Linked DNA regions of Homo sapiens: region 2 is linked to region 1. A link is a loop called in an ENCODE intact Hi-C map of the cell type or tissue named here. Cell type or tissue: heart right ventricle. All regions are shown on one strand. Each heading gives the region's core, and the rest is flanking DNA. Links, peaks and the distances in the headings are about the cores only.

Region 1 (2,913 bases), core at 182-2,681:
TCAGACTGGCCTTGTGTTCCATGAAGACCAGGGCAGCTCAGATTAATATCAACATTTCACATACTCTAACAACAAAATGCTCCACAAAAAAATGCTGTCTATCAAAAAAGTACATGAAACACAGACTTTCAAATATTAAGACCAGATGTCGGAAATACTAAAGACAGCATTTATTTTCGGCATACTCAGTGAGATAGAGGGAAATGTATGGTATATCAAATGAACATAGCTTTCACTGGATTTTGCCCCCAAATATTGACCAGTAACAAAGCGGTTTGTGCTTAAAGACATGATCCAAAAAGGAGGTTTCTTTCCATTCTTGGCAGGAACTCCTCTAAGCACTAAGCCATAATAGCTCAATAAATAAACAAAGTCACCTCTCATTGTCCAATGTTCAAAATGTCAAGTGCTAAGGGAGGGCAAATCGTTCGCCTTCTCTCAAGTACCCATCGATTTAAATTATAATTACTCCCCTGGTGACAACAAAAGGGGTTATGGAGAATGCAAGCAGGACAGTTAGTTCCTGAGAGAAATGTTTCTGTATCCCTTAAAAGACGATTCCATTAAAAGAGGGTGCCTCAGAGCTTAGGGATTTGGGCTCTTTTTGGGGAGTTCATTGCCTTCCCCCAAGCTTCAAGGAGGAAAAAGGGGAAGTGGGGCCTGAGGAGGAGGAGGGGTCCTCACAAATGCCTCATCAATACTGGGCAAAGCAGCACAGCCCACAGAATGTGTTTCTCACAGAAAACCACGGCGTCCACTGACAGAACATTCGAGGCTGCACCGTCACACCCGGAAGCCAGGCAAGCCCAGAGAGCTCACAAACGAAAGTCACTCTGGTGGAGGAGCTTGGAGCCGTGCGTTTCAAATTTCCTGGCTATTGTCAATTTGTCTAGCAAGCTCCATATTATCTACACTTAAGAGACTTTTAATTTCCTTTCTTAATAACAAAAATCTGTCCGAGGTGGTTATAAAACGTCTATTTATTTACCTCTGGGACCAGGGCTGAGGGCAGCGGGAATGGACCGTGGGTTAGGGAGGAAGAAAGGGATGAGAAGAACTTCTGGTTTTCTTTTGCTTAAATGTCTTCAGCCCCCTGGGTCCCATCCTCCCTTGCTCTGGCTGATCTCAGGAACAAAGCTGTCAGACAAGGAGCGCTTGCTCACCTTAGCTCTCCAGGCCAGGCCACTTAAACATTTGCCGGGACTGACTCAAGTCCAAACAACGAGGAAGGCATCTGTTCCTAGGAGGAAAATTCGGAGAGTCTTGCTGAGCAGTGAATTTGTCCAGCAAACTGACTCTCATCTGGAGCTGGGCTCATCAAACTACAATCCGCAGGCCAAATCTGGCCTACCATGTGTTTTTGTAAAGAAAGTTTTATTTATTTCAGGTACTGGGGAACATTCCATGTAAGTTAAGGGGACTGATCTGGCTCTGAGAAATGGGCAGGAGCAACATAACCAGAGAAGCCAGTGTTTTGGGTAAGGGTAGCATCATGGAGAACAGAGAGAAAACTCCTCAAGGCTTTCAAGGAGGCCTCAAAGGAACAGAGAGCCCCTTCTACTTAAAAGCAATAGAAAAGAACAATAATAATAGCTACCACTTATTCAGGGCTTATAATTTTTGCCTGTATTAATTCATTCTGTCCTTACAACTCAATAAGGTAGGTATTATTATTATCCCCATTTTACTGATGAGGAAAGCGGAGCACAGAGAGGTTAAGTATATTGTCAAAGGTCACCGAGCAACTAAGTAGCAGGGCTGAGATTCTAGCATGGTGAGCCTCACACTAGAGCTCACCTGCTAACCACTGTGATAAAATAAGGCCGCAGAGAAAGGATGGAGCACAAAGTGGGTTTTTTTCTTGAGAGGTGGTAAGAGCAGTATTTTGGGAAAATTAGTTGGCACTGAAGAGAAATTTACCATCAAGGAGACAGAGAAGAGAACATTGCTGTTCATCTTGTTGTGAGTGACAGGAGACTGAACCAACATGGCGGCAGTGGGAACAGGAAGGAAAGGCAAGACCAGCCAAGGCTAAGACCTCCTCACCAAGAAGCATTTATGGAATGCTGCCCTGCATGGCACCCTCCACACCTCTCTCAATCTTGTGATTGTCTTAAATTCTTCGTGCATTTCTCTTCTTTACGCTGAGTCCCTTAAGGTCTCTCAGTGACTTTTATTCATTTCTCTACCCTTAGCCCAAGCCTGATGCCTGATGCCTGATGCCTGATGCCTGATGCAAGACCAGCATTCAATAGACTTGATAAATGACTCCAAAGTTGCTAGCTAGGGACTCTAGGAAGCCTGGCGGGAGGCCTGCTTGAATGGATGTGCACTGAGGAAGCCATCTTGAAGGGAGTGAGAGGATGGAGGACGCTGCCTTGGGCACACTGAGGGGCCTTCGGACCTGAGAGTGGAGATGTCCTGTCAGCGGTTGGAAATGCGGTGTGGGGCACAGGAAAGGGTCATGGCTGAAGAGGTCGACTTGCCCGTCATCTGCAAAGAGGTGCTAATGAAACCATGAGAATAGACGAGCTCAGAGAGAGGGAAATGGCAAAGGGAAGGGGCCGGGGCTGAAAGAAGCCCATTGTTGGAGAGTGAGAGGAAGGCGAGGAGCCCATGAAGGAGCCGCCCAGAAGGTAAGAAGAGAAGAGCAAGGTCAGGTTATGGGGCGCCCCTTTCTTTGGGAGCTGACAGACACACTTATCAGCTGGCGAAGGAACTCTCACAGTCAACAGGGCCCCAGCCTCCCCACCCTGAGATCCTTCCGCAGAAAATTATCCCTTAGAGAATATCAAAAGTCAAGATAAAGATGAAATCAGGTGGCCTAGGTGTAATTCCTGGAGGTAGGCATGGTCCCTTGCCTGAGGTTGTCTGCCATCCTTCCATCGACCCTTCTTTCCTTTAGCTTCAGCT
Region 2 (2,913 bases), core at 187-2,686, 51 kb before region 1:
TTTCCAAATCCTTGTAATTATTGCTATGGTGAAAAATGCAAACATATTTTAATGTACATGAATTCAAGCTAGGTTTTTATGAAGTATTCCTCAATTAATGGATTCTAAATGTAAATATCCATTGAATATCATTTGTGTCTCTTCATACTAGAATATGTTGGAATCAATGCTTCAGTCACTTGTATTTTCAACTCATACTCCTAGTTCTTCTGTAAGTTTTATTTTACTACTCCAGTTGGCAGTGATCATCTCTTCTGAGATTCTTTTTATTGTACATGTTTTAACTTTTTTTCTTATTGTCTAAACCAGGATATTCTCCTCCCCTCAAACAGTCTAGAAGCTCTATGAGGGCAGGGACTCTGCCCTGGTTCATCTTTTCTGCTTCTTCATCTCTCCCGTAATGGCCCAGTTGGGACTCACTAAGTAGTGATCAGTTGCCATTTCTGTAGACTCCTTTCAGTCACATCATTACAGAAGCTCCTCGACTTACAGAAAGTTTCCATTCTAAACTTTCAGAGCTTTTCCTAAGGCAATTTTCACAAGTCCAAAATTAGTGCATTTTCTAAAATACATTTGGGTAATTTGTTCATTTACAAGCAACTATAAATTCCATCTGTTGTGTTAGGCAAAATTCCCATACTTTTGCCCTGGCTCAAGACTTTGTTCTTTTCCGTGAAAGTTGGTATGTTTTTAAGTAGAGAACCTTCTGAACATGGCACACCTTGGCCAGATTGTAGGCAAATGCCCTCGTCTACATTTTGCTCTGTGTCTAAGTGAATATTGTGCTTTCATTATTTCACTTCGAACTCTTCTCTCCTGCCATATGCTCTCTGGAAGTTATTTTTCTCATTGTTCATAAGTTTCAAGTTTGTTTACTCTAGAATACAGGAAAAGCAAAAATAGAATGTTATGCTGTGAGGGGCAGCGTCCGCCTGAGCTGAGTTTTTTTCTGGGGAGTGATAAATGATGCTGGGTTCCCTGTGGGTTAGAGGGCACCCAACTTCAAATAACTACAACATCCGATAACAAAGTTTTTCTCCATCATTTGCAATCCAAACACTAAGAACACAGCCCTGCGGACCCCTCATCCTTCATGTTCAATTGTAAATCCTGATTAAATAGCTTGCAGGTGTCAGGATTAAAGTATATGCAGTGGGAGCCTAAACAGAGGGCCAGCTGGGTTCCTCATTTGCCAGTCGCAGTTTCTTCTTTGTTTTGAAACTGTTGACAGTACAACTAAAAATGTTCCTTAGGGCCCAGACTGAGTTAAATAACAAGCAGGATGAGTAAGAGAACAGCTGTAGATATTTTTCTGTGTTTAACATACCTGCCTTGTTGATTTATAGGAAGACCCCCATATAATGTACATTTTGTAATCCAAAACATTTAACCTTTGCAGCCAAGTCTGTGATAGAGACATCAGAAACAGGAAAGGTCTTGATGGGCCTTGTGTTCCAAATGTTTTCCCCCCTCAAAGGAAAAGTGAAATGATGAAATAACTTGATTTTATTATTCAAATGACCATGGTGATATTGTCTAGGCCTCATGTGATACTCACAGTTAATCAGTGGGCAAGTGAAGCCACAGAAACCAGAAAGGCCAGCTCAGAGCAACGTACCTTGGGAATTCCTCCCTCTCTACATGTGCTGGATCGAGGAAGCCAGCTCTGCACTAATAGTCTCTCCTGCCTTCAGGGAGGGATGTGGACAGGAGCCCTCAGTGGGCCTGCCAAACCACAGAGTGGGGCTTTTGGCCACTCTCAAGTTCCTGCTTTTGTGCTACAGCACAGATAGGCATCACAAGTTTAGAGACCATGTGGAGGCCTTACAGTTTGTCTAGACTAGCCTAAGGCATTAGGGCGCCTCAACACAGCAGTAGAATTAAACAGGTTTGAATGGTAAAACCTACATCTTTTATGCCATCATGGTCAACTATCTGCTAAAAGCCTATTGCATTCGTGGTGCTGGAGTAGGCACCAACCTTAAACTGCAAGCTTCAAATAGTGTCTGTGATTACCACAGGGGTCATGGCCTCTCAACCCAACACCCATTCTACCCCAAGTGTTTCGGCCAATGATGGTCATCCCATTCCCCTTGCTAGGGATGGGCAAGGGACAGAATCCTGACCAATAAAATGTGAGGGGAAGACTGCCAGGTTCTTAGGTCCAAAAATATAGACACATGAAATATATTATCTTTTTCTTCCTCTGAACATTGTCTCGTCTGGATGAGGGTACCAGGGTGAGGGCAAAAGCTGATACACAGAGCATGGTGGAGCTAAGAGGCCCAGAGAACTGGGATCCTCAATGATGTCACTGAGCAGCTGAATTAGCCCTGGAGACCATTCTACTTCTGACCTTCTTGTTATATGACATGGTAAATTTCTAAATTGTTTCAGCCAGTATTACATTAAACTTTTCTGTTACTTGCAATAAAATACTTTAAGTGATGTAACTTCCTTTAAACATGCTACCCTCTAAAAACAATAAAGTATGTCAGTGAAGAGAGGACAAAAAAAGAATTTTACCAAAAAAAAAAAAAAAAACCTACTCTGCTTCTTATAAAGCAGAACTACTGAATGGACATATTTGCATTTGAGATATGCTTTTCATTAATTGGCTCCCTCAAGGCATCCCAGATGTCTGGGGGCTGATGAGGTGGATAGAGGCCCCTGCTCAGTTCATGCATAGCTCAAGCACAGCTTGGACAGGAAGAGCCACAGAGACCAGAACTTACCAGAAGAATTAGGAAAGTTAACATCTGCACAATCCCTTTAGAGTCAGGATCTTGGTTCTGCTAGGTGAGAGTATCGTGTACCCTAGAAACAGTGGAGAACTCCCTTCACATCAGAGCAGCTCCTGGGATAGCTGTGCAGACCACCTTCCTGACATGTGTCTTGGTAGTGTCATCAGGT

The links. Hi-C counts contacts between places; a loop is a spot of excess contacts. Peaks named below come from ENCODE experiments on the same cell type or tissue, not always from the same donor. Only the 100,000 strongest peaks of a DNase experiment are listed, where the experiment ranks them.
Region 2: a loop joins it to region 1, with 7 times the contacts of the local background. A loop is called at or near these places in 1 of 110 quality-filtered maps.

The regions. Positions count from the first base shown.
Region 1 is chr15:57,745,227-57,748,139 of GRCh38, reverse strand. All of the region lies in intron 3 of LOC105370834 (a long non-coding RNA gene), which reads right to left. Among named protein-coding and RNA genes, the nearest start is that of POLR2M, 40 kb to the right of the region's middle. In heart right ventricle, for the core only: no CTCF peak of the experiment used is centred there; no DNase peak of the experiment used is centred there; H3K4me3 peaks cover 685 bases.
Region 2 is chr15:57,796,084-57,798,996 of GRCh38, reverse strand. No RefSeq gene overlaps it. Among named protein-coding and RNA genes, the nearest start is that of POLR2M, 91 kb to the right of the region's middle. In heart right ventricle, for the core only: no CTCF peak of the experiment used is centred there; a DNase peak (open chromatin) is centred at 1,707; H3K27ac peaks cover 2,380 bases.